Linked DNA regions of Homo sapiens: region 1 is linked to region 2. A link is a loop called in an ENCODE intact Hi-C map of the cell type or tissue named here. Cell type or tissue: endothelial cell of umbilical vein. All regions are shown on one strand. Each heading gives the region's core, and the rest is flanking DNA. Links, peaks and the distances in the headings are about the cores only.

What was found. Hi-C counts contacts between places; a loop is a spot of excess contacts. Peaks named below come from ENCODE experiments on the same cell type or tissue, not always from the same donor. Only the 100,000 strongest peaks of a DNase experiment are listed, where the experiment ranks them.
Region 1: a loop joins it to region 2, with 3 times the contacts of the local background. A loop is called at or near these places in 7 of 110 quality-filtered maps.

The regions. Positions count from the first base shown.
Region 1 is chr12:56,937,746-56,954,616 of GRCh38, reverse strand. It overlaps RDH16 (retinol dehydrogenase 16), which reads left to right. Exons shown (of 4, transcript NM_003708.5): 3 at 1,627-1,790; 4 at 2,371-3,186. The coding sequence ends at 2,588. It also overlaps the pseudogene LOC100420982. Among named protein-coding and RNA genes, the nearest start is that of RDH16, 11 kb to the left of the region's middle. In endothelial cell of umbilical vein, for the core only: no CTCF peak of the experiment used is centred there; a DNase peak (open chromatin) is centred at 6,756; H3K27me3 peaks cover 617 bases.
Region 2 is chr12:56,997,660-57,007,070 of GRCh38, reverse strand. It overlaps ACKR5 (atypical chemokine receptor 5), which reads right to left. Exons shown (of 2, transcript NM_007264.4): 2 at 8,624-9,411. It overlaps ZBTB39 (zinc finger and BTB domain containing 39), which reads left to right and starts at 525. Exons shown (of 2, transcript NM_014830.3): 1 at 525-666; 2 at 2,110-8,235. The coding sequence starts at 2,154. The coding sequence ends at 4,292. RefSeq lists silencers at 327-686, 707-856. In endothelial cell of umbilical vein, for the core only: a CTCF peak has its summit at 5,457 (motif pointing right); a DNase peak (open chromatin) is centred at 5,460.

The DNA.
Region 1 (16,871 bases), core at 3,494-11,493, 55 kb after region 2:
GACCTGGATCTTTGGCTTCAGATCCTACCAAGAGGAACACAGTACTGAGGTTACCAAGCCCAGGACAGGGGAACACTGTGTATCAATGACTAATCCCAGGGAAGGACCCTAAACACTTCTTCCCATTGCACCTTGGTATTGGAGCCACAAAGGCAGACCAGGCAGTCAGTGCTGGATGGAAGAATGCTTTGCACCCTAGAGAAGGAGCAGAGAAAGATCAGCTACAGCAGTGTGTGTTGGTCCCCTAGCCAGGGAGGCTCTCCCAGCAGCTGACACTGGGCATGTGGCTTGCTAACACCCCTCTCTTGCTGTAGTAGAAGGACCCCAACCCCTCCTCCCAGGAATCTGAAATACTTGTAAACCTGGGGCATGCCTTAGGGCCGCGGACACACACAAGCTCATGCAGACGCAAGAGCACTCACTGAGTCAGAAACAGGGAAAGATATTTCCACACCAGGAGATGGGTGCCTGGCTCTGGGGCTCTTCCTCTCTAGGGAGAGAAATGCTTCAAGCCCTGAGGCCATTCCTTCATGGCTCTCTGGGGCCCAAAGACAGCATGCAGGAGATGGTCTTTCCCAGCAGAATTCATATCCAGAGCCCCTTTGACGATGGGTAGAGCATCTGAGTCCACACAACAGACACTTTAGGCCCTTGTCCAAGTGGCCAAAAATCCATCCTTAACAACAAGGTTTTGTCTGTGACTTAAAACTTGATACCTGGGAGAGGGACAAGAGATATAGAATCAAGTGCCAATGCTTATAAGGTTGGTGACCAAGTCAACCTTGCTGGCCATGGTACCCACCTGAGTTGAGGAGAGTCCTGGAGATTCCATCTGAGCTGGGGATTGAAAACTCAAGCTGGGGATTGAGAACTCCACCTGGCAGCCTGGTAAGGAAGACTGGGAAAGGCTCCTAGATGAAGGAATGCCATCAGCCCAGGCCCAGAGTGAGCATTAGCCACCTGCATGTACTGCAGAATCCTCTTGTGGTGAAGGTCAAGGCCAAGCCTGGTGGGGGATGCTGGGCAGGTGGTCATAGGTGGGCTCCTTGAGGGCCTGTGGGCCCTGGACAGGAGTTGTGGCTTATGCTGTTGGCAGTGGAACCCCCTCCAGAAAAGGGATTTGCTCAGGGGAGCTCCTTGGTCCAGTCAGCTTCTAGACTCCCACTGACTGCAGGAAGCCCAGTGGTTGTAAGTGTGGGGAGCCAGACTGAAGACAGATGCTTCTTAGAGGACAGCTGCCATCACCCAGCTCAGAGGCCAGGGAGATTCCTGGGGCAGGAAAACGAGGGAGGGGACTGAGGACTGGAGAGGAGGCAAAATGTGGGAATTCTGGTGATCCACTGGATGTGAGGGACATAGGAGGAGACAGCACTAAGGTGCTGCCTTGCTTTGGAATTGGTAGGATTTAGGGCTAGTAAGCTCAGGTGTGTAAAATATGGAAACTCCATACAGAGGGAATGCCACCATGATAATTATGACCCCTTGATTGCTGGAAATTAAATATTCCAAGCTTTCTATTTTACCCATTGTCCTCATATGTTGTGATATCATAGTTTTACTTTTATTGTTTGTGTTTTACCTTCCAAGACCCCCGAAGTTTTTCCCCTCTGCTTCTCTGTCTTGCAGGAGGGAACTCTCCTACTTTGGGGTGAAGGTGGCTATGATTGAACCTGGCTATTTCAAGACTGCTGTGACCAGTAAGGAGAGATTCTTAAAGAGCTTCCTGGAGATTTGGGACCGGTCCAGTCCAGAGGTCAAGGAGGCCTATGGCGAGAAGTTTGTTGCAGACTGTGAGTAAGCTGTGGACAGTGGGGAGAGAAGCAAACCCTCGTGTGGAATCCTTGGTCTACCATTGGTGTCTGAAGGGCATTAGAGTTTGATCCCCAGGCTCTCCCTTCCCCACAGAGTGGAGACCTTTAGCCCCATTTCCATGATGGGTGCTGTGTGGTCAACTGGTCATGAAAAGCAAGTGTCCAGGCTTCTCAGAACTTGGGACCAGTGTCTATCTGAACCCATCGTTACTGAGGAACAAAGGGAAGCCAGAAAGGGAAGACATTGGTGGCTGATCACAAGCTGGCATTAGAGACAGCTTGTTTTTATGTGCTGAGACTTCTACTGTGGGTGGAGACCATCATTTATGCAGTCCAGATATTCCCAAAGAGAGACAGACATGACTTAGTGTGAGACACTTGCTACTTTCACATGGATGGGCTCCAGCTCAGGGAATTTGGATAAAAGAGATTTGAGGCATTGCTTGACTGGGGGTTGTGGGGTGGCATGAGTTCTTAGACCCTTTCCACTCTAAGTTGAATCCAAAGCAGGAGCGGTTAGAGGTGGAAATATACATGGATTGTTTCTGATTCTTAACAGATAAGAAATCAGCTGAACAAATGGAGCAGAAGTGCACACAGGATCTGTCGTTGGTGACCAACTGCATGGAGCATGCGCTGATTGCCTGCCACCCCCGTACTCGCTACTCAGCTGGCTGGGATGCCAAGCTTCTCTACCTCCCCATGAGCTACATGCCCACCTTCCTGGTGGATGCCATTATGTACTGGGTCTCTCCAAGCCCGGCCAAGGCTCTATGAAGCTAAGGTTGGATGCATGGTTGCATGGATTTGGGGTGTGCTATGAGGGGTGGTGTATCCTTGGGAGAGATATAAAGTGGAGGGAGGGAGCCGTCCGGTCAGTAGGGCACCAATCCCACCTCCTTCATTACCTCCTGGCCATGATTCTCCTGGGAGATAATTCTGCTCTCTGGAGATGTTGGTAGGAAAGTTTCAAGTTACGCAGCTGAGAAACAGGGACCAAATAGTGCTCCTGGGTGCATTGTCACCGTGGGTGGCCACTCAAGGGTCCAAGCCTCTAGGGCCATCCTTGGGCTAACAACTGGGGTGGGTGTGAGCAGGTGGAAGGAGCCTCAGCCCATGCCATTACCTCCTGCTTCCTTATCAGGCTGTGTGTTAATTCTGGGCCAGTCTACACCCTCCCACGGGGTGGAAATGGCCTGGAGGATGTGAGGGCACCCCTCCTCTGAAGATCCCTGTACACGTGGTGTTGGGACTGGAACCATTATGCGGCCCCATAGGCCTCAGGAGTCATCCCAGAAGCAGTGGCTGGGAGGTGGTGTCCTAAGTAAGGATCTGTGCAGAGGACAAATAAATCAGTTTTTGATTTGTCTTGAAAGCATGGACTTCCTTTGACTCTTTTGATGTTGAAAAAGTTGATAGTTTCACCCATGTGCAGTGATTTGAATGTTCTTGTGAAGCTCCACTTGGATTCCAGACACATGAGATTGCAATCCCTCTCTGAGTCTGGGTTCCCACCTTTGCTCAGCACCCAGAGTCACTCCATCCAGAAAGTCAGGTCACTGTCAGCCTCCCTAGGACTAGAAGTCAAAGGCAGAAAAGAGTGAACAGGAATAGATCTCCTCCTAATATTGAATTTTCTGCTAGAAGGAGAACAAGATCCCAATGGGGAAGTCTGATCTTAGAGGCAAAGAAAGGGGAAAAAGGAAAATGGGGATGGGAACTCCCAAGCTGCTGGGAGGGAGTAATGGAGTGACTTACACAAGAGGGTGTCAAGAGTTTTTACACTTTCACTCCTGAAGATGTCCTTTCCCTAGATTTGGGTGGCCTTGGGGAGCAGTGGCAGGAAGAGGCAGGTACCTTCCTGAATATCAGGGGATGAGAGGCATGGCCTGAGAATGGATTTGAAGAGAGAAGTTGGACTATCCCTGCCCTCTCCCAGCCCTTGTTGCCACCAAGGTGAGGGGCAATTGTTTTCTTTCCAGGGGGTTCTGGAGTAGCCTGTGGTCACAGAAATAGACCCAAGGACAAGACAGCAAGGCGACCTCAACAGCCATATTGACAGGCAGGCCTCAGATCCCTTCCCTGGGGCAACTGAAGCCTCCTCCCCTCACCCGTGCCCTCTCTGTGTCCCTTAGTGACGGACCCTCACTTTAAAGTCATTGCACTTTCCCTGTGTCATCCCTCAGGTCCCCCACCATATCCCAACACACCCACCCCTCCAGTGACAGGGAGTGAGAGTCACTGCTGGACTCATCTTTCATATTTTCTCTCCCTTTGTTGAGCCCCTGCTGTGTACTGGAGAGAAATTCCCTTGAATGACCTGGTCCTCATCCTCAATGTCTTCAGTTTTCTGATGATGTCGCAAGTGTGGACTCAACACAGAAAGCATTAGGGGAAAGGGGTGTAGAATCCTGGACTCAACACAAATTGTAGTTGGGAGGTAACTCCCCAGGATTCTCATTTTTCTTTCTTCAGGATAAAAGTCTAGGTCTAGGATATGGAGCCTTTAGGAAGCCCCATGTTGTTTAACAAATCAGTATTTATTGTAGAAACAGAGATTGAGGTCAGATGTTGCAGGGCCACTGAATTTAAAACACGCAATGAGGCATGGTGACTCATGCCCGTAATCCTAGCACTTTGGTAGGCTGAGGTGGGTTGATTACCTGAGCTCAGGAGTTAGGGACCAGCCTGGGCAATATGGTGAAACCCGGTCTCTATTAAAAATACAAAAAATTAGCTGGGTGTGTTGGTGTATGCCTGTGTTACAGCTACTTGGGAGGCTGAGGTAAGTGGATCACTTGAGCCTGGGAGACGAAGGTTGCAGTGAGCTGAGATTGTGCAACTGCACTCCAACCTGGGTGATAGAGTGAGACCCCCATCTCAAAAAAAAAAAAACAAAATAAAACAAACAAGCAAATGAAACACACACAGTGAGGAGCAGGTGGAGATAAATGGCAGAGTAGAAGGCTTCACGGATCATTCTCTCTTCCCCACCCCACACCAAGACACCAAGTTAACAATTGTCTCCGTATCAAAAAACACCTTCATAAGAACCAATAATCAGGTGATGATAACTCTTTAACCTGGTTTTAACCTCATATTGCTGAAAGAGGCACTGAAGAGATAGAAAAAAACAGTCGTGAATCACAGACCCTACCGCTCTCCAAACCCTGGCAGTGGAGGCACAGTGCTGAGAGCATCTCTGGGTGCTGCGGGAGGGAGAACACAGCAATTGTGAGGCACTGAACTCAGTGCTATCCTGTTAGAGCAGGAAGAAAAACCAGACCAAAGTCAGCTGATGCCCATCCATGGAGGGAGCATTTAAACCAGCCCTAGCTACAGGGGAATCACCGATCCCAGCAGTCCTGAGTGCCCACAAACCTCGATACCAAGGGCTACAATGCTCCATGTCTCCAAATAAACTTACATGGCAGTCTAGGCCATAAGAACTGCAACTCATAGGTGAGGCCTAGTGCCACAGGGGAGTCTCTGATCACAGCAAACCTAACTTGAGTGCCCGCAAACCTCGCCACCAAGGGCTACAATGCTCTGTGTCTCCAAGTAAACTTGAAAGGCAGTCTAGGCCATAAGGACTGCCCCTCATAGGCTAGGGGTAGTGCAGAACTAGGCCCAGAGGCACTGGATTAGGGGGACACATGACATATTGAGACGCAAGCTGGGGCAGCAAAGGGGAATGTTTGTATCACCCCTCCCCTAACCCCAGGCTGCACAGCTTGATGTTCCAAAGGAGACCCCTTTCTTCCACTTGAGGAGAGGAGAGAGAAGAAGAGTGGGGAGGATTTTATCATGCATCTTGGATACCAGCTCAGCCACAGCAAGATAGGGCAATGATCAGAGTCAGGAGGCCCTCATTTCAATCCCTAGCTCCCATATGACATTTCTAGACAGACCCTGGGCCAGAAGGCAACCCAGTGCTTTCAAAGAAAGGACCCAGTGCTGGCAGCATTCATCACCTTCTATCTGAGGAGACCTTGGGCCCCAAATAACCAGCACTGATGGGCAGTTACTACACTGAGGACCTTGGGTGAGCCTCTGAGACTTGCTGGCTTCAGGTGAGACTCAGGACATTCCCAGCTGTGGTGGCTATGGAGAGAGACACCTTCTGTTTGAGAAAAGTGGAAGGAAAAGTAAAGGAGACTTTGTCTTGCACCTTAGGTGCCAGCATGGCCACAGTGGAGTGGAGCACCAAGCAGACTATTGTGGTTTGTGATTCCAGGACTTGACTCTTGGATGGCACTTTCTGGACCCACCCTGGGCCAATGGGGAGCCCACTGACATGAATGGTGTGTCCCAGGCCAGGCAGCATTCACCACAAGCTGACTTAAGAGATCTTGGGCTTTAAGGGAATATTGATGGGAGTCTAGCGGTACTCCATGTGGCTTGGGGTGGTGGTGACTATGAGGTCAGGCTCCTCTGTCTTTGGACAAGGAAGAGAAAAGCAGGAAGGATTTGTTGTGTGGAGTGAGTGCCAGCTCAGCTGCAATCCAACAGGACACCAGGTACATTTCTAAGGTTTTTGACTCTAGTCCTTGATTCCTGCACAGCACTTCTGGAACCACACGGAGACTGGGGGACATCACTGCTCTGACAGAAGGACACAGGCCTAACTAGCTTTGTTATCTGCTGATTGTAGAGCCCTTGGGCTTGAGCAAACATAGGCAGTAGCCAGGGCCTTACAACAGGCCTTGAGTGAGACCCAGCACTGTGGTGGCTTCACGTCTGACCCAATGCAGTCATAGTGGTGGTGACACAGGGGTGCTTGTGTCACTCCACCCCCAGCTTTAGCTATCTCAGAACAAACACACACAGAGTTACTCTGTATGTATGGGAGAAAGTAAGGGAAGAGAACAAGAGTCTCTGCCTGATAATCCAGAGAATTCTCTCAGATCTTGTCCCAAACATCAGGGTGGTACATCTACGAGGTTCTGCAAGAACCATAGAATTACTGGGTGTGGGGTGCCCCCTAGAGCAGATACGGATTAGATCACAACACTGAAGTCTTTCCAAATATTTGGTAAGTCTTACAAGAAGGATGACTACAAATAAGCCCAGACAGTGAAGACTACAATAAATACATAACTCTTCAATGCCCAGATACCAAAGAACATCTACTAGCATCAAAACCATGCAGGAAAACACGGCCATGCCAAATGAACTAAATAAGGGACCAGGGACCAATCCTGGAGAAACAGATATGGGGCCTTTCAAACAGAAAATTTAAAATAGCTGTGTTGAGGAAACTCAAGGAAATTCAAGGTAATATAGAGAAGAAATTTAGAATTCTATCAGAAAATTTTAACAAAGAGTTTGAAATAATTAAAAAGAATCATACAGAAATTCTGGAGCTGAAAAATGCAATTGGCATATTCAAGAATGCATCAGAGTCCCTTAACAGCAGAATTGATAAAGCAGAAGAAAGAATTAGTGAACCTGAAGACAGGCCAGTTGAAAACACATAGAGGAGATAAAAGAAAAAATAATAAAAAGCAATGAAGCATGCCTTCAGGATCTAGAAAACAGACTTAAAAGGGCGATTCTAAGAGTTATGGGCCTTAATGAGGAGGTAGAGAAAGAGAATATGGGGTAGAAAGTTTATTCAAAGGGATAATAACAGAGGACTTCCCAAACCTAGAGAAAGATATCAGTATGGAAGTACAGGAAGGTAATAGAACACCAAGCAGATTTAACCCAAAGATAGTAATCAAACTCCCAAAGGCCAAGGGTAGAGAAAGGACCCTAAAAGCAGCAAGAGGAAAGAAATGAATAACATACAATGGAGCTCCAACACATCTGGCACCAGATTTTCAGTGGAAACCTTACAGGCCAGGAGAGAGTGGCATAATATATTTAAAGTGCTAAAGAAAAAATCTTTTAGCCTATAATAGTATAATAGTATATGTGGTGAAAATGTCCTTCAAGCGTAAAGGAGAAAGAAAGACATTCCTGGACAAACAAAAGCTTGTACCATTGTACAAGAAGTGCTAAAGGGAGTACTTTAGTAAGAAAGAAAAGGACATTAATGAGCAATACATAGTACCTGAAGGTACAAACCTCACCGGTAGTAGCAAGTACCCAGAAAAACACAGAATATTATGACATTGTAACTGTGGTGTGTAAACTACTCTTATGCTAAGTAGAAAGATTAAATGATGAACTAATCAAAAAAAGTAACTGAAACAACTTTTCAAGACATAGTCAGTACAATAAGCTATAAACAGAAACAACAAAAAGTTAAAAAGTTGGGGAACAAAGTTAAGGTGTAGAGTTTTTATTAATTTTCTTTGAGCTTGTTTGTTTATGCAAATAATGTTAAGTTGTTATCAGGTTAAAATAATGGGTTATAAGATAGTATTTGCAAGCCTCATGGTAATCTCAAGCCAAAAAACATACGATGGATGCACAAAAAATAAAAAGCAAGAAACTAAATCATATCTCCAGAGAAGAACATCTTCACTAGAAAAAAACAAGAAGGAAAGAAAGAAGGAAAGGAAGTTCATAAAACAACCAGAAAACAAATAACAAAATGGTAGGAGTAAGTCCTTACCCATCAATAATAACATTGAATGTAAGTATCCTAGACTGACCAATCAAAAGACATAGACTGGCTGAATGGATGAAAAACCAAGACCCATTGATCTGTTGCCTGCAGAAGAAACACTTCACCTATGAAGACAAACATAGACTGAAAATAAAGGGATGGAAAAAGATATTTCTTGCCAATGGAAACCAAAAAGAGCAGGAGTTTTATCTCAGATAAAATAGATTTCAAAGAAGGTCACTATATAATGGTAAAGGGGTCAATTCAGCAAGAGGATAAAAGAATAATTTTAAATATGTAATATATGCACCCAACACAGAAGCACCCAGATAGATAAAGGGAATACTATTAGAGTTAAAGAGAGAAATAGGTCCCAATGCAATAATAGCTGGAGACTCCAACACTCCACTTTCAGCATTGGACAGATCTTCCAGACAGAAGAATCAACAGGGAAACATCAGAATGAATCTGCACTGTAGACCAAATGGATCCAATAGATATTTACAGAACATCTCTTCCAATGGCTGCAGAATACACATTCTTTTCCTCAGCACATGGATCATTCTCAAAGATAGACCCCATGTTAGATCACAAAAGAAGTCTTAAAACATTGAAAAAAATGAAATAATATCAAACATCTTCTCTGACCACAATAGAATGAAACTGGAAATAAGAATAATAATTTTGGAAACTACACAAATACATAGAAATTTTAAAATATGCTCCTGAGAGACCAGTGTGGGTCAATGAAGAAATTAAGAAGAAAATTGAAAAATTTCTAAAAACAAATGATAATAGAAACCCAGCATACCAAAACCTATGTGATACAACAAAAGCAGAACTAAGAGGGAAATTTATCGCTATAAGTGCCTACATCAAGAAAAAAAAAGGAAAACTTCAAATGAATAATCTAACAATGTATCTTAAAGAACTAGAAAAGCAAGAGCAAACCAAACTCAAAATTAGTCGAAGAAAAGAAATAATAAAGATCAGAGCAGAAACAAATGAAATTGAAATAAAAAAAAACTTAACATAAGATCAATGAAACAAAAAGTTGCAATTTTAAAGTTAAACAAAATTGACAAATCTTTAATCAGACTAAGCAAAAATACAAAAAAAATAGAAGAAGATCCAAATAAATAAAGTCAGAAATGGAAAAGGAGACATTACAACTGGTACTGCAGAAATTCAAAGGATCACTAGTGGCTACTAGGAGCAATTATATGCAAATAAATTGGAAAATCTAGAATAAATAGACAAATGCCTAGATGCATACAACCTACTGAGATTGAGCCAGAAAGCAATTTAAAACCTTATTATTTAAAACCAATAACAAGTAATGAGATTGAAGCTGCAATAAAATGTCTGCCAGTAAAGAAAAGCCTGGGACCTGATGGCCTCACTGCTGAATTCTACCAAACATTTCAAGAATAACTAACACCAATCATACTCAAACTATTCCAAAAAATAGATGAGGAGGGAATACTTTCAAACTCATTCTATGTGGCCAGCATTACACTGATACCAAAACCAGACAAAGTCACATCAGAAAAAGACTATGGGCCAATATCTCTTATAAATTTTGATGCAAAAATTCTCAACAAAATACTAGCAAACCAAATTCAACAATACATTAGAAAGATAGTTCATCATGATGAATAGGATTTATCCCTTGCATGAAAGGATAATTCAACATACCAAATCAATCAATATAATATATCATATCAACAGAATGAAGCATAAAAGCCACATGATCATTTCAATCAATATTGAAAAGCATTTGATACAATTCAACATCTAGTCATGATAAAAACCCTCAAAAAACTGGGGATAGAAGGAACACACTAATCTCAAGATAATAAAAGCCATATACAACAGGCCAACAGCTAGTATCATACTGAATGGGGAAAAACTGAAAGCCTTTCTTCTAAGATCTGGAACATGACAAGGATGGCCACCATCACTACTATTATTCAACATTGTACTGGAAGTCCTAGCTAAAGCAATTAGACAAGAATAAGATATAAAGGGCATCCAAATTAAAAAGGAAGAAGGCAAATTATTTTTGTTTGTAGACGATATCATCGTATATTTGGAAAACCCTAAAGACTCCACAAGGAAACTATAAGAACTTATAAACAAATTCAGTAAAGTTGTAAGATGCAAAATCAGCATAAAAAATCAGTAGCATTTCTATATGCCAACAACGAACAACATGAAAAAGAAATTTAAAAAGTAATCCCATTTACAATAGCCACAAATAAAACTGAATACGTATGAATTAACTTAATCAAAGAAGTGAAAGATCTCTATAATGAAAACTATAAAACACTGAGGAGAAACATTGAAGAGGACACCAAAAACTGGAAAAATAGCCATGTTCATGGATTGGAAGAATCAACACAATATTATTAAAATGGCCATACTACCCAAAACAATGTACAGATTCAATGAAATCATTATCAAAATACCAACGACATTTTTTACAGACATAGAAAAGTAATCTAGGCTGGTGTTGATTGTCTGGCTTTTCCAGGTGCACACTGCAAGCTCTCAGTGGATCTACCATTCTGGGGTCTGGAGGATGGTGGCCCTCTTCTCACAGCTCTGCTAAGCAGTGCCCCAGCACCCCACATTTCCCTTCCACACTGTCCTAGCAGAGGTTCTCCATGAGAGACCTGCCCCTGCAGCAAACTTCTGCCTGGACATCCAGGCATTTGCATACATGCTGTGAAATCTAGGCAAAGGTACCCAAACCCCAATTCTTGACTTCTGTGCACTGGCAGGCTCAACACCATGTGGAAGCTGCCAAGGCTTGAGGCTTGCACCCTCTGAAGCCACAGCCTGAGCTCTACATTGGCCCCTTTCAGCTGTGGCTGCAGCAGCTGGGATACAGGGCACCAAGTCCCTAGGCTGCATACAGCACGGGGACCCTGGGCCTGGCCCATGAGACCACTTTTTCCTCCTAGGCCTCCTGGCCTATGATGGGAGAGGCTTCCGTGAAGACCTCTGACATGCCCTGGAGACATTTTCCCCATTGTCTTGGGGATTAACATTTGGCTTCTTCTTCCTTAGGCAAATTTCTGTAGCCAGCTTGGATTTCTCCTCAGAAAATGAGATTTTCTTTTCTATTGCATTGTCAGGCTGCAAATTTTGTGAACTTTTATGATCTTTTTCTCTTTTAAAACTGAATGCCTTAACAGCACCCAAATCACCTCTTGAATGCTTTGCTGCTTAGAAATTTCTTCTGCCAGATACCCTAAATCATCTCTCTCAAGTTCAGAGTTCCACAGATCTCTAGGGCAGGGGCAAAATACTGCCAGTCTCTCTGCTAAAATGTAATGAATCACCTTTGCTCCAGTTCCCAACAAGTTCCTCATCTCCATCTGAGAGAACCTCAGCCTGGATTTCATTGTCAATGTCATTATCAGCATTTTGGTCAAAGCCATTCAACAAGTCTCTAGAAAGTTCCAAATTTTCCCACATTTTCCTGTCTTCTTCTGAGCCCTCCAAACTGTTCCAACCTTTGCCTGTTACCCAGTTCCAAAGTAGCTTCCACATTTTGGGTGGCCTTAGAGAGCAGTGGCAGGAAGAGGCAGGTGCCTTCCTGGAGGCCAGGGATGAGAGGCATGACCTGAGAATGGATTTGAAGAGGAAAGTTATCCCTGCCTTCTCCCAGCCATTCTTGCCACCGAGATGAGGAGGAATTGTTTTCTTTCCATGGATGCTGGAGTAACCTCAGGTCACAGAAATAGACCTAAGGACGAGCCAGCAAGGAGATGTCAATAGGCACTGACAGGCCCCAGGTCCCTTCCCTGGGACAACTGAGTCCTCTCCCCCTCACCTGTGCCTTCTGTGGCCCTCAGTGACTGACCCTCACTTAAAAGTCATTGCACTTTTCCTGTGCCATCTCTCAGGTCCTCCACCATATCCCAACACACCCCCTCCTCCAGTGGCAGGGAAAGGAATGGAGACTTGGAACCCACAGGAAGGAAACACCCAGGGCTGCTGGGAGGGGGAATGGAAGGACTTCCACAGTGCCCCCATGGGATCCTTCACTCCTTCTGCCCCAAAAAACTATTATAGCAGGAGACGATCTGTTCCTGTCCACTCTTTCGGCTTCTCCTTCTCATCCTAGACAGCCTGACCATGACCCAGTTTTCTGAGGAGTGATTGATTCTGGGTGCTGAGCGGGATGAGGAATCTCAGGCTCAGAGAGGGATTTCCACCTAATGTGGCTGGAAACCATATGTAGCTTCCCAATAAGGTCTTTCTGTGCTCAGAAGGTCATGGACCAGAAGTGTCAGTACAGCAGCTTTGTAGAGACAGTTCTGACCCTTGTACTTAGAGCAGAGGGGTGTGTTTGCTATGGAGAGTGTGTGGGGGCTGCTGTGTGTAAGCCTGTGTCAATACACGTTTGCACCCACATAAACATCTGTGTGGGCACAGCAATGCAGAGAGAAATTTGTGGACTAGGGAAGCATTGCTGAGTCATAGTAGTTTCCTACTGGGCAGGACTTGGGGTTTGCAACTGCATGCATGAGTACTTGCAAAGGCAGTTCAAAATAGTAGAGAGATGAAGCCAGGATAAAAAAAAATGTTGCAGAAAGACAGTGATCAGGGAGGAAAGTGAAGACTTTCTGCCAAAATGCCTGAGGGCTTCTCTGCCTACCTCAGCCCTCTGTGTTCTTAAATCCTCCTGTCTGAACAGAGGCCAGACTCTCATTTCACCCCAGCCTACCTGGGTCTGTCCTCTGCAAAGCCATGTGGCTCTACCTGGTGGTCCTCCAGGGCCTGTACTACCTTCTGTGCTCATACTGGGAGAGGCAGGTGGTGAGCCAGCTGAGAGACACATAGTGTTCATCATGAGCTGTGACTCACGCTTCAGGAAGCTACTGGCCAGACAACTGAATGCACAGGCTTGCGGGAGCTGCATGTAGGACAGAGAAGGGGACCAAGCAGCTGAGGGGCCAGACTTCAGACAGGCTGGAGACGGTGACCATGGACATCACCAAGACAGAGAGCATTGCTGCAGCTGCCCAGTGGGTGAAGGAGTGTGTGGGGGACAGAGGGACCACCTCAATCCCTCCTAGTGCCTGTTTGTTTCTCTTCTCTCTGTGTCACTAGGGGAGACCTAGTGTCTGCTAACTGGGAACATTTCCAGGACTTTTATTTTCGGGGGCTTGAGCTTTCTGCTTTCCAAAGCAGAAGTCCTAGAGTGGTTGTGGCTGGGCCCAGGGTTAGAGGAGTCCAGGCTGTGGTTAGAGCCCAGTCTCTGGATAACGTTGGGTCCTGACGGTTGGCATGAGACCATCGGGGATGGGGCTGGGCAGGATCCAGGCTTCTGATCTCAGCATTCTCTTACTGGTTCCTTCACACTTGTCCCTGTTGAGGGCTTTAAGATGATCTCCGCTTGATTCACGAGGACACTGGGGCTTGGAGAGCTGAAGGGACTTCACATCAAACACCGAGTGATGAATCCTGTTCCTTTTGGGGAAAGGGAGATCATTGATTGCTTTGTTCTGATTGTAAATGGAAAACATGAAGAAATTATAGAAGAGGATAAGATTGGATAGATAGGAGGATAAGATAGGATTTCTCATTGGAGAAATCATAGAAGAGGATGAGAGTGAAACAACATTCCCCCTAATCCCAGCCTCCAGGGTTAATTTCCCTCTACTTTACACATTCTGGGGTCAGCATTTTCATCATCAAGTTTCTTCCCCAACATAACAATCAAGGTCTCCATATTCCAGCATGTGGAGAGGCCATAATTTGTTAAAGGGATTCTATATTGTTGAATGCCGAAGTTTGTTACCCACTTTTCCTGGCATAAATAACATCTCAGTAGCGATTCTCTACCAAGGTTTGTTGACAGGCTTAGCAGTGCTATTCAAGAAAAGTACAACTATTGAATCAAAGAATCCTCATTCCTTCAAGTCCAGGAAAGGTTTCTGAGTAGGGGAAGGGCCACCATTGCAGGCCTTATTGTTTTTCCAATATTCCTAGGGTCAGTCTCCGTCTCCTGTACCCCCCAGCCCTCACCCACTCACACCCCTGCCCCTGCTGGCCTGGAGTCCGTAGTTCTGTAGCTCTGACTGCTCCAGATCTTTCATGCTATTAGTTTGCTCCCCTATGTCTTCTGTAGAGTCTTCCCCAAAGCTTGCTGGACCCTATGGGGATAGGGCAGAGGTGGCCTTATGAGATGGTGGGAGGAAAAGGTGGTACTTCCTGGGGCAGAGAGTGCAGTCTGGACACCTGTGTGGCATGAGACCTCTTTCCTTCCTCCCCTCCTGCTCTGGCCATTCAGTCCACAGTGAGCTTTGGGACTCCCAGGTACACAAGGTGACCTTTTCTTCCAGGACAGATATTGCCTTGACATTGATGCAGGTTGTAGCACAGCTTGTCCCCTGATGCCCAGTGCAGGCCTGCTCTCTAACTTCCCCCAGTCTTAGGATTTAAGTGTATCTCTCTTAACCAGGATGCAGAAAGCAATTATTTATGTGTTTTTCTTATTCTTTCCTTCCATTTTCCTTTCTCTTCTGTCCTTTCCCCTTGGTTTCTCTGTCTTACCCCATTCCTGTCTTCCTGTTTTCCTGTCTCTGTCTCTCTCCCTTGGAGAGATATTTGTTGGGTCCTGGAGGCATGGGGAGAGCATCTGAGTCCATACAATATACTCTTGTGGCCCTTGGAAGAGTACCCAATAAACTCAGCCTAGGACAACAACAGGGTTTTGGCCCTGACCTAAAAGCTCTGACACCTGAGAGAGGAGCAAGAGAGCCAGAACCATTGTTGCCAGTTCTCATAGGGGTTGTGACCCAGTCAGCCCTGGTGGCCATGGCAGCCTCCTAAGCTGGGGAGGGTCCTGGCAGTGGGATCTGAGCTGGAGATTGAGGATCCCCACCTGGCAGCCTTGAACAGAAATGGGGGAATGACTTTTGTCTTCAGCCCAGACCTAGGGGGAGCCTCAGCTGCCTGCCTGTGCTGTGGGGTCCTCATGAGGTGAAGCACAGGGCCAGGCCTGTGGAGGAGGCTGGGCAGGTGGGTTCATATGGGCTCGTGGAGGCCCTGGACAGGAGCTGTGCCTCATGCTGTTGGCAGTGGAACCCCCAAAGAAGGGATTTGCTCAGGGGAGCTCTTTGGTCTAATCGGCTTCTAGACACCCACTTACTGCAGGGAGCCCAGTGGCTGTGAGTGTGGGGAGCCAGACTGAAGGCAGAGGGACGCTCCTTAGAGGACAGCTGCCATCACCCAGCTCAGAGGCCAGGGAGATTCCTGGGGCAGGAGAAGAAGGGAGGGGACTGAGGACTGCAGAGGAGGTAGAATGTGGGAATTCTGGTGATCCATTGGATGTGAGGGGCATAGGAGGTGATAGCACTGAGATGCTGCCTTGCTCTTGAATTGGTAGGACTTAGGGCTAGTAAGCTTTGGTATGTAAAATATGGAAACCCCAGAGAGAGGCAAGGCCACCATCATAACTTTTATCTGCTATCTGCTGCCCTTCCCAACTCTCCAAGCTTTCTTGCATCTCCCACTGTCGTTGCATGCTGGGTTTGTATTGGGTTTCTTTGTTTTTTGTATTTTGCCTCCCAAAATTTCTTAAGTCCTTGCCCTTCTGCATGTCTGCCATGCAGGAGGGAGCTCTCCCACTTTGGAGTGAAGGTGTCTGTGATTGAACCTGGTCACTTCAGGACCAGTATGGCCGGCTCTGAGAGGCATTTACAGAACCTCAAGGAGCTGTCGGACTAGGCCAGCCCCGAGGTCAAGGAGACGTATGGGGAGAAGTTTCTGATATCCCGTGAGTGAGCTGTGGACAGTGGGGAGATAAAGAAATCCTTGTCTAGAAGTCTGGGTCCATCATTAGTGCCTCCAACAGTATGAGAATCTGTCCTCCAAACTCTGCCTCCCCAAAAAAGTGAGGACATTTATCCCCATTCCCAGGGTGCCATGTGGTCAACTGTTCACCTAAAGGAAGCATCCAAGCTTTCTATAATTGGGACCACTGCCTCATCTGAATCCCTCATTATTTTGAAGAGGAAACTAAAGTCAGAGACAGTGGCTACCAGTGGGCTCATGGGCAGCTGGGTTTAGAGATAGCTGATTTTCATATTCTTAGGCTGTTAGTAGAGACCTTCCATTTATGAGTCCAGATATCTCAAAAAGAGAGGCAGAGGGGGCTTAGAGTGAAACGGATGTTCCTTGGGTGAAGGTTGGGGCACTCTCTGGGGAATATGGATGGATTAGACTTGAGGCATATCATTTGGGGGGCCTGGAATTCTTAGACACTGTCCTCCTAATTCAGAGCTCTAAATGGGAGGGAAGGGATGTGCTAGTACTTTAAGGATCTTTCCTCATCCTTAACATGCATCAGAAAAGCATCTAGAAGGCTTTGGGCAAAATGCAGTACGAATCTATCCTTGTTGACCCACTGCATGGAGCGCTCACTACTCAGCTGGCTGAGACACCAATCTTCTCTACCTCCCCATGAGCGACATGCCTAC
Region 2 (9,411 bases), core at 1,412-9,411:
GAAGGGTCCAGTAGTAGCGGTCTAGCCCTCAAGTGCTCCTTCATTCATTCAAGCAGGCTTAATGTATTAAGCACTTATTGTGCCAGGAAGTGTGGTAAGGGTCAGTGTGGACCTGCGGCCGTGTGCAAAGCCACAGATCCCTGCCTTCAGGAAGCCCACAGCCTAGTGGAGGAGATATATAGTAATCAAACAATCTTACAACATTTTGTAAAATGCCCATAGTAGATGTTCTGAGGAGAAGCTTTTGGAACTGTGAGCGTAGAACAGGGGAGGTGAAGAGAGTTTGGATAGGGTTTTTCACTCTTCAGGCACCAAGTCCCGCGCACAGTGGATGGGCGCTTAGAAAAAGCCAGCCTGGGGACTTGGAAGCCCCTGCACCCCTCGCGCAGGTCCTGGACCCGGCCCCGCCGTGGGGGGGCGCTGCCTCCTCCCGGGCGGCGGGGGGCGCTGCGGCCGGGCGGCGGGGGGCGCTGCCTCCTCCGGGACGGCGGGGGGCGCTGCGGGCCGGGCGGCGGGGGCGGCCCGGGCCGTCGCGGCGAGCCGCGCGGCGGATGGAGAGTCTGGCCGCGGCCGGCGGCGCCGCCTCCTCGTCGGGCCGGGCACGGCGGGCCGGGGCCTTTGTGTGAAGCGGCGGCGGCGATGGTGCTCGGGGCGCCGCAGAGCCGGGTAAGCGCGGCCAGGCCGAGGGCTGCCCCTGGCCGAAGCCCGACCTTCGGCCCGGCATTTATCTCGCTCTTGCTGGGGTCCCTCTTGCCCGCTCCCTTCGGCCGGACCCATCCTCCCCGCCCGCGCGCCGACCCCGGCCGGCCCCGCCGCCCCTCGCTTGGCCCCTTATTCAGCCCCATGCCCCCAACAGGCTCACCCGGGTGAGCCCCGCGCTGTTTGTGGAGGGACTGAGGCGCTCGTTGCCTCCAGAGGGAGCGCCCCAGCCGATGCAGCGCCCTTCCCTCCCAGATGCGACTCCGGAGGGGAGACCGCGGCGCCCGGGGATTGTTGGGGTGTCCTTGGAAGTTCCCAGCTTCCCCCTCTCCCACCCTCTCCTCTGGCTGCCCAGTGCTCCGACCCGCCCATCGTTCAGGGGTGGCCACCAGGGCCCGGGAGATGCTTGGCCGGTACCCCACAATACTTAGACGCTTCCTGGGCCCCAGAAAAAGTTGGGAGTTGTTAGAATCTGGAGAGATGGAGAAAGGGGCTGTGTTGGGCAGAGTTGTGAGACTGAACAGGGATGCAAGTAGCTCTTCTTCCTTAGTCGTGCAGGAGTCAGAAAGGGCAGAAAGTGGTAGTGAACAAGCCTCTAGGAGTCTTACCTGTATAATTAGAAGTCTTTCTTGCGGCATCAAGTAAATCTGTTAGTGCAGGGACAACAAAATATAAACCCCGAAAAGGGTGGCGAAAAAGAATACAACATATTAAAGTAATATTAAATACTACCACAGTTGTGTTCTACTTTTCTTACTGTGCATTCTGAGTGTTTTAACTTCACAGAATACAGGGACTGTGATAAAGCAATATCTGGAGGGGCTCTGGGTTATCGAAAGGCCAGAGAGCGGGTATGTAGTATAGGCAGAGAGAGATGGGGATTCAAGAACGTGAGATTTATTTGGAGATTATTGAGAGGTTGAAGACACAGCAATGACAAAGCTAAAAAACGGAACCACCTTATATGTTCCTCAGTAGCTAGTGGAGCTTTGATAGTTGTGTTCAAGCATGTGCATGGTATTTGGCATCATGAGGGAAAAGAATATGCTCAATGAATTAGGAAAGCTTGTATTTGGGAGGAAATTAATAGGAGAAAAATTTGATCCAGTGGCTCTGGTAATGAAGTATAAGATTGTGTCCAAGGGAATGCCTCTGGTTCGTCTCTAGGCACCAGCTTAAAACCAAGCTATCAGATTGTCATCAGTCGTTTTGGTTTTTGTCATAACTCTTTGAGTATATACAGGGGGAGATGTCATTGCCTTGTCATAATGGAGGAACTCTCCATGCCAGTTTACTCCTGATCCCTACCTGGGGCTTGGAAGCATTCAGAGTGATGGTATTTTCTCCTGCATAGCCCCTCTTTTGCACGGATGTGTTTGGCCATCCATCTTTTTCTCTTGCTATCCACAGATTAACTGTGCTGATAAGGAGGTAATTTCATAGGAGCTGCTAAGATGGGCATGAGGATCAAACTGCAAAGCACCAACCACCCCAACAACCTGCTGAAGGAACTCAACAAGTGCCGGCTCTCAGAGACCATGTGCGACGTCACCATTGTGGTGGGGAGCCGCTCCTTCCCGGCCCACAAGGCTGTGCTGGCCTGTGCAGCTGGCTACTTCCAGAACCTCTTCCTGAATACTGGGCTTGATGCTGCCAGGACCTATGTGGTGGACTTCATCACCCCTGCCAACTTTGAGAAGGTTCTGAGCTTTGTCTACACTTCAGAACTCTTCACAGACCTGATCAATGTTGGGGTCATCTACGAGGTAGCTGAGCGTCTGGGTATGGAGGACCTCCTCCAGGCCTGTCACTCTACCTTTCCTGATCTGGAGAGCACTGCCAGGGCCAAGCCCCTGACCAGCACCAGTGAGAGCCACTCTGGTACCCTGAGTTGTCCTTCGGCAGAACCTGCCCATCCCCTTGGAGAACTCCGAGGTGGTGGGGACTACCTTGGTGCTGATAGAAACTATGTGTTGCCCAGTGATGCTGGAGGGAGCTATAAAGAGGAAGAGAAGAATGTTGCCAGTGACGCTAACCATAGCCTGCATCTGCCGCAACCGCCCCCACCACCGCCAAAGACAGAAGACCATGACACCCCTGCTCCCTTCACGTCCATTCCTAGCATGATGACCCAGCCACTCCTAGGCACTGTCAGCACGGGCATCCAGACCAGCACGAGCTCCTGCCAGCCATACAAAGTTCAAAGCAATGGAGACTTCAGTAAAAACAGCTTCCTCACCCCTGACAATGCAGTAGACATTACCACTGGGACCAACTCCTGTCTGAGCAATAGTGAGCACTCCAAAGATCCTGGCTTTGGGCAGATGGATGAGCTCCAGCTCGAGGACCTGGGGGATGATGACTTGCAGTTTGAAGACCCTGCTGAGGATATAGGCACAACTGAGGAGGTGATTGAGCTGAGTGATGACAGTGAGGATGAGTTGGCTTTTGGAGAGAATGACAATCGGGAGAATAAGGCCATGCCCTGCCAGGTGTGCAAGAAAGTTCTAGAGCCCAACATTCAACTGATCCGGCAGCATGCTCGGGACCATGTGGACCTGCTGACGGGCAACTGCAAGGTCTGCGAGACCCACTTCCAGGACCGAAACTCCCGGGTAACTCATGTCCTGTCCCACATTGGTATTTTCCTTTTCTCCTGCGACATGTGTGAAACTAAGTTCTTTACCCAGTGGCAGCTGACCCTTCACCGACGGGATGGAATATTTGAGAACAACATCATTGTCCACCCCAACGATCCCCTGCCAGGGAAGCTGGGTCTCTTTTCAGGGGCAGCCTCCCCAGAGCTGAAATGCGCTGCCTGTGGGAAAGTATTGGCCAAAGATTTCCATGTGGTCCGGGGCCACATCCTTGACCATCTAAACTTGAAGGGCCAGGCCTGCAGTGTCTGCGACCAGCGTCACCTTAACCTCTGCAGCCTCATGTGGCACACGCTGTCCCATCTCGGCATCTCAGTCTTCTCCTGTTCTGTCTGTGCGAACAGCTTTGTGGACTGGCATCTTCTAGAGAAGCACATGGCTGTGCACCAAAGTCTGGAAGACGCCCTCTTCCACTGCCGCTTGTGCAGCCAGAGCTTCAAGTCAGAGGCTGCCTATCGCTACCACGTCAGCCAGCACAAATGCAACAGTGGCCTTGATGCACGGCCTGGTTTTGGGCTGCAGCACCCAGCTCTCCAGAAGCGGAAGCTGCCAGCAGAGGAGTTTCTGGGTGAAGAGCTGGCGCTGCAGGGCCAACCTGGGAACAGCAAGTATAGCTGCAAGGTCTGTGGCAAAAGATTTGCCCACACAAGCGAATTCAACTACCACCGGCGGATCCACACGGGGGAGAAGCCATACCAATGTAAGGTGTGCCACAAGTTCTTTCGAGGCCGCTCGACCATCAAGTGCCACCTAAAGACACACTCGGGGGCCCTCATGTACCGCTGCACAGTCTGTGGGCACTACAGTTCCACCCTTAACCTCATGAGCAAACATGTTGGTGTGCACAAAGGCAGCCTCCCCCCTGACTTCACCATCGAGCAGACCTTCATGTACATCATCCATTCCAAAGAGGCGGATAAGAACCCGGACAGTTGACTGGGTCCCGGCAGAGCCACGGGGAGCTCCCAAGCAGCAGCCAGGATGCTGATATCTAAGAGGTGTTGGTCCCTCCCCAGCTGAAGTTATAATTTTGCCTTGGTAGGAATTCTGTTCTGTGTTGTGTTTAAAGAAGAAAAGAAGAAGAAATAGCACATAAGCTGTTACTGTTGTTGAGAAGCAACAGCCCTATCACATTTACCTCCATACCTGTTCTTGCCCATGCAGGGCTATGTTTTTCATTCTTTTGAGGCTGGTTTTGGGATCTAGTCAAGCAGTTGGTGTCCACTAGACCCCCTTCCCCAGCCTCTCTAGTTTTAGTTTACTGATAGGTTTTATGCTGCTAAGAATCCAACCAACAGCCTCACTTAACAGAGGAGGTAAAGGGAGGTTTTCACTGTGGGTGTTACTGCAGGCCTCCAACTGGGATGACCAGCAATGAGAAAGATTTTGGGAATGTGATCATTCAGAAAAGACAGGTCAGCAGGGCAGTCCCCTCAGGTTCCAGCCCTCAGCAGGGACAAGACATCAGGGATGTTGGTGTCTGCTTATCTACAGCCCTAATCTGCTGATTGAACAGTGAAAATCTTTTGGCAGCTAGATCCATACTAGGCACAGAGCTTTCTATTTAGGTCAGAAAGCTTTGGGATGAACCCCTGCCAGCCAGAAGGGGTGTCCTGCAGTGCCACCAGAAGTGGCAGCCTGGATGGACAGGAGAGGTTTCTCTTTTCTCCTCATTTCCAAAGAAACAGGATTTTATGGAGTGATGGCCCGGGACGTCCGGCCTTCTGTGGGGCAGAGAGGATAGGGAACCACTTTGATATAGTCATCTGTTTTGGCCACTTCTGTTGGCCATGAGTGTCTTGGTGGAGAGGTGGGGATGTATCTGACAGCAGCAGCCTTGCCTTAATTTATATCTGGTCTCCCGTCCAGAAGTGTTTGGCCCGTGGTGTAGATGAGCTGACTCCATGAAGTGGTGGAGTGGCAGACCGCGAGCCCTTCAGGATTAAAGGGACCTGAGTAACTGGTGGTGTGTAGCAGGGTGTGCGTTCTGACTGTCTGTCCTAGTCGGGTAACCTGTTTACTTTGTGCTAACAGTGCCGGAGCTTTGTCAGCTCACCTTTGACCTGCTGGAATTTATCCTGATCTGTCGTTGCCATCACCTCCAGGGGGCGCTATTGGATGGCAGCTGGTTCAGGCCCTCCGTGGGTGGCTGCAGAGTGTGCCGGCACAGCCCACGCAGCTGGTTAGCTCCACTCTTACTTGGTTTTCTAAGGGGCTTTGCCCAAAGAAGTCTTGAGGGATAGGGCCCTCGATCTTGCATACTTGTGAGGTGCCACCTCAGTAGCTCATACTACCTCACCCTGCTCAGGTGAGCTCTGGGAGTCCCTGGCCTCAGCCCTGGCACTGCCCCTGGTGGGATTCAGCAACACCCCGGGCTGTTTCACAAGCAAGTGGTTTTCATTAACTCACAAAGCCTTTTTGGACATTAATATTTATTTATTTTTGTTTTTGTATACACATTACCCAGCATCTCTTTTGTATAAGAGACTTTAGGAAAATGAGTTTCTCCCCAGCAAGTAGCCATATTCCAGAGAACAGCCTTGACCAGAGATGTGGAGAACCAGGGGTATAACTAAGGGAAGACATGTCAAGCCCTTAAGCAAATTCTTCTTCTCCAGATTGTCTCTAGCATAATAAACCCAGGGAACACTTTAGGCCATGGGTGTATGTTCTATAAAGTTCGGGACAGTTAAATTCCAGGCCTTTCATCCCCCTTCCTTCCTGTGATGGAGTAGATTGGGGACAGGGTTGAGGGGAACAAGTGACATGAATGACCTATTTGCACAGTTTGGAAGCCTCCTGTCTTTATTTATATTGAGATGTCAGACAAACCAAAGCTCCATCCTTGTTGGACCTGCTGCTTCTCCCCAGCCCTGAACTGATAAAGCCTCAGAGTTGGAGTGCCTGGCTCTCTGGTGGGGTGACCATTAGATGAAGGGACTTGTACAGTGGCCAGTTTAAAGGTCCACCTTTGACCATCTAAACCCACCTTGTTCAGTGTCCTCTGAGGACATCCTCATCAGGAAAGCAGTGTTGAGACTCTTCATTGCTGACTGGCTTCTCCCTTTCTTACTCACACTGACCATTAGAATTTAAGAAGGAAATGTGTAACAGACTACAGTCAAGTGTCTGCTACATTTTCAAGCATGAGCAATCCCTCCCAGACTGTTGGTGAGGACTGATTTTTGAAATGCTGGTGTGAGAGAGGTGGTAATTACAGGAACCAGCCGAGTGGCTGAGAGCAGATAAATGTGCTGGAGAAACCTTTTTCCTTAACAGAGGGCATCATGGATGCTGGGTGGTCTGTGTACTTAACCTGAAACTGTGAAGTTTTCCCTTTTTGCCAGTAAACCAAAAAGCAGATCCTTGAAACTTGGCCCTTGAAACACGAAACAGAAAACTGCATCCCCTGATCCCCCGGGGGCTGATCAGATTGATCAGGGTGGCTCAGTTGGTCCCAGTCAGATACGTCATAGGATCAGTAGCTCATGAGATTTGTTGACCAAACCCTCTCCCTGTTGGTGACCCCTGTATTCACACCTGAACTTCCCGTTTCCCCCCACCCCACCAAAGTCATGTCTGCTTCCTCTGCCTCCAGCTCACCCTCTTCTGAATGGTTTTGCTTGAAACACTATATTGTGGCAGAGGGCACCCTGGGATACCTGGTAGAAGGTATTCATTTTATTTTGCATTTTTAATTGTTTTGACTTTCTGTTCATTTGATTTTGTTGCTCCCTCTCTCCTGGAACCTAGTTTACTACTCTCTTCTGTGTTACTCTGAAGTTCTGTTTAAGCCTTGAACATCCTCTTCTCCCATTTTCTTGGTATGTACTCAGGACCAGCTACATCATTTGTGGAGCCCTCTTATTCATAAATTATTAAAAATTTCAAGGTGGTGGTCATAGAGCATTAAACCAAATATGAGGCCATTCCCAACTTGTTTTCCGAGGGGAAAATGGTAATACTTGTGTGGCACCCGGGGTTAAACAGCAGAGGCTCCATGTGGCCAGAGGCAGAGATTAGTATCCTGGCACTCCAGTGACCCACTGGGTGACTCACTGATGCCACAGCACCCGCTAGGAAGCTCTGCTGAACCTTAGTATTTGGTCCTAAATTTTATGACTCCATGGAGTTCCCGTAGTCCATGGCTAGTTAGGAAGAAAGGAGGTGGGATAAGGGTCAGGCCCAGGTGACCCCTAAGAACCAGGAGATGGGTAAAAGTTTTTTTTTATATTCTGCTTTTCTGATCTGTGAGTACCTGTTTGTCTCCAGGCCAAACCTTTGGGCTTAAATATCTTTTTCCTAGACAGGTTTTTGCTAGTGTTGAATTTTCTTCTTCCTCTGGCCTCCTTCTGTGCCCCTTTCCCCAAGCCCAAGACTGCTTAACTTCCAAAGCAAATTCTAGATAGACACTGTATTTATTGGTATGGGAGTGGGCTCTATGGGGTGGTCTGCACCCATCTGGGACTCTTTTCCCTAAATCCTGCACCAAATGAGTCAGGAGGCAGGGTGCACAGCATTAGTTTCAATGTGGTTATGCATCATAAGCTTAACATCAGAATGAAAATGAAACTCGATTTTGATGTTTCTTTAAAACCCTTCCCCTGTCCAATCCACTCGCCGCCCCCACCTTGAATAGCTAAAGTCTCTTATGAAACAGAGAAGAGTTGTTGACGTCTAACTCCTTCCATTAAATTAATAAGTACTGACCTCCTAATATTTAAGTGTTTACTATCTATTGCTGTAAAGTTTTGTATATTTTGTAAACTTTTTTCCCCAAATAGTAGATGTCTAAAATCATTGTACATCTGATTCTTTTATATTCCATTGTTCAGCACAAAGTGTGGTTTTTATTTAGAATAAAAAAAGAAATTTGAAATGAGAGTTCTCTTCCTACCTACTATGAATATGCTCATACCTGGAGTTCAGAATATCTGGGCTCATCACCCTTTCAGCAGCACATTTCTGCCCAGCAGATGCCAGAATTCTTTCAGGTAGCACATTTTCCTTTCCTGTAGCTGGAATTCCCCAGGATTAACTTGTTGACCTGTTTTTAGTGGGAAATTAAGTCAAAGACTCAAACTTTTCAGGGGGTATCCCTGAGAGGATCCTCCGTCAGCCCAGAGAGAGTGGTGGGTCCCTGCCCGTGTCTAGTTGGACTAACGTTACTAAGTGAGAGATTTGGCTACAGTTTGTCTTGCCAATGCCATTTGATTTGCGGGGACATGGTGTGTCTTTGAGTGGAGCGAGGCAGATTGAAACAGGGAGGAGGCAAAAGTTTGGCATAGTTTAATGAGGTTGATACATGCGTGAATCCACAGAGGAGACAGACCTCAAGAAGTTAGGGAGTGATGTCCATTTGGCCCCACAGCACATGGCCCAGGCAGGGCTCCCATCAGTGCTCAGTAGATGCTGAGTGTAACAGCTGGTTCCCACTCTTCCCCTCCATGGATGGGAGGCCTTAGGGAAGTATTCATACTGCCAGGGTGATAACTAATCTTGGGAGCGTGGCCTCTAAGGTGATCTGGAATGTGACAGAGATGTAAAATTTGGTTTCCTTCAGGAAACTCCTGTAGCCCAAGTCAGAGGAGGCAGTGATATGGGCATCAGATCTTGGCTTGCTTTTTTGTGTTGGGACAAGAGAGGAAAGTCTTTTTCAATGTGAATTCTGCATTGATAGGCTAAGCCCTTACTGCGACCCAAGCCACAACCCAGACTCCTGGTTCAAAAAGCCTTCAGCTCTGTGCTACTGAGAAGCTGTCTGCAGCTTAAGACCCTTTCAGGTTTGGGCCCAGTAAACAGGGAGATGCAGGTTTCCTTCCATGCTCCTGACAAACCTGGGTGCATATGCAGTTGGAGCACGCTGTCAGTGCATCCACAGAACAGTTCTGATTTCTCAAAGTAGAACAGGTGGTCTCCAAGTCAGTGAGTAGTTACTCCAAGTTAAACATTCCAGACACATGGAGCACTTAAGCAGGACAGAGGAGATGGTGAAGAGGCTATCAGTGATTCCATCCAGTCCCCTTACCACGGGCAGGATTAAGAGGCAAAGGAC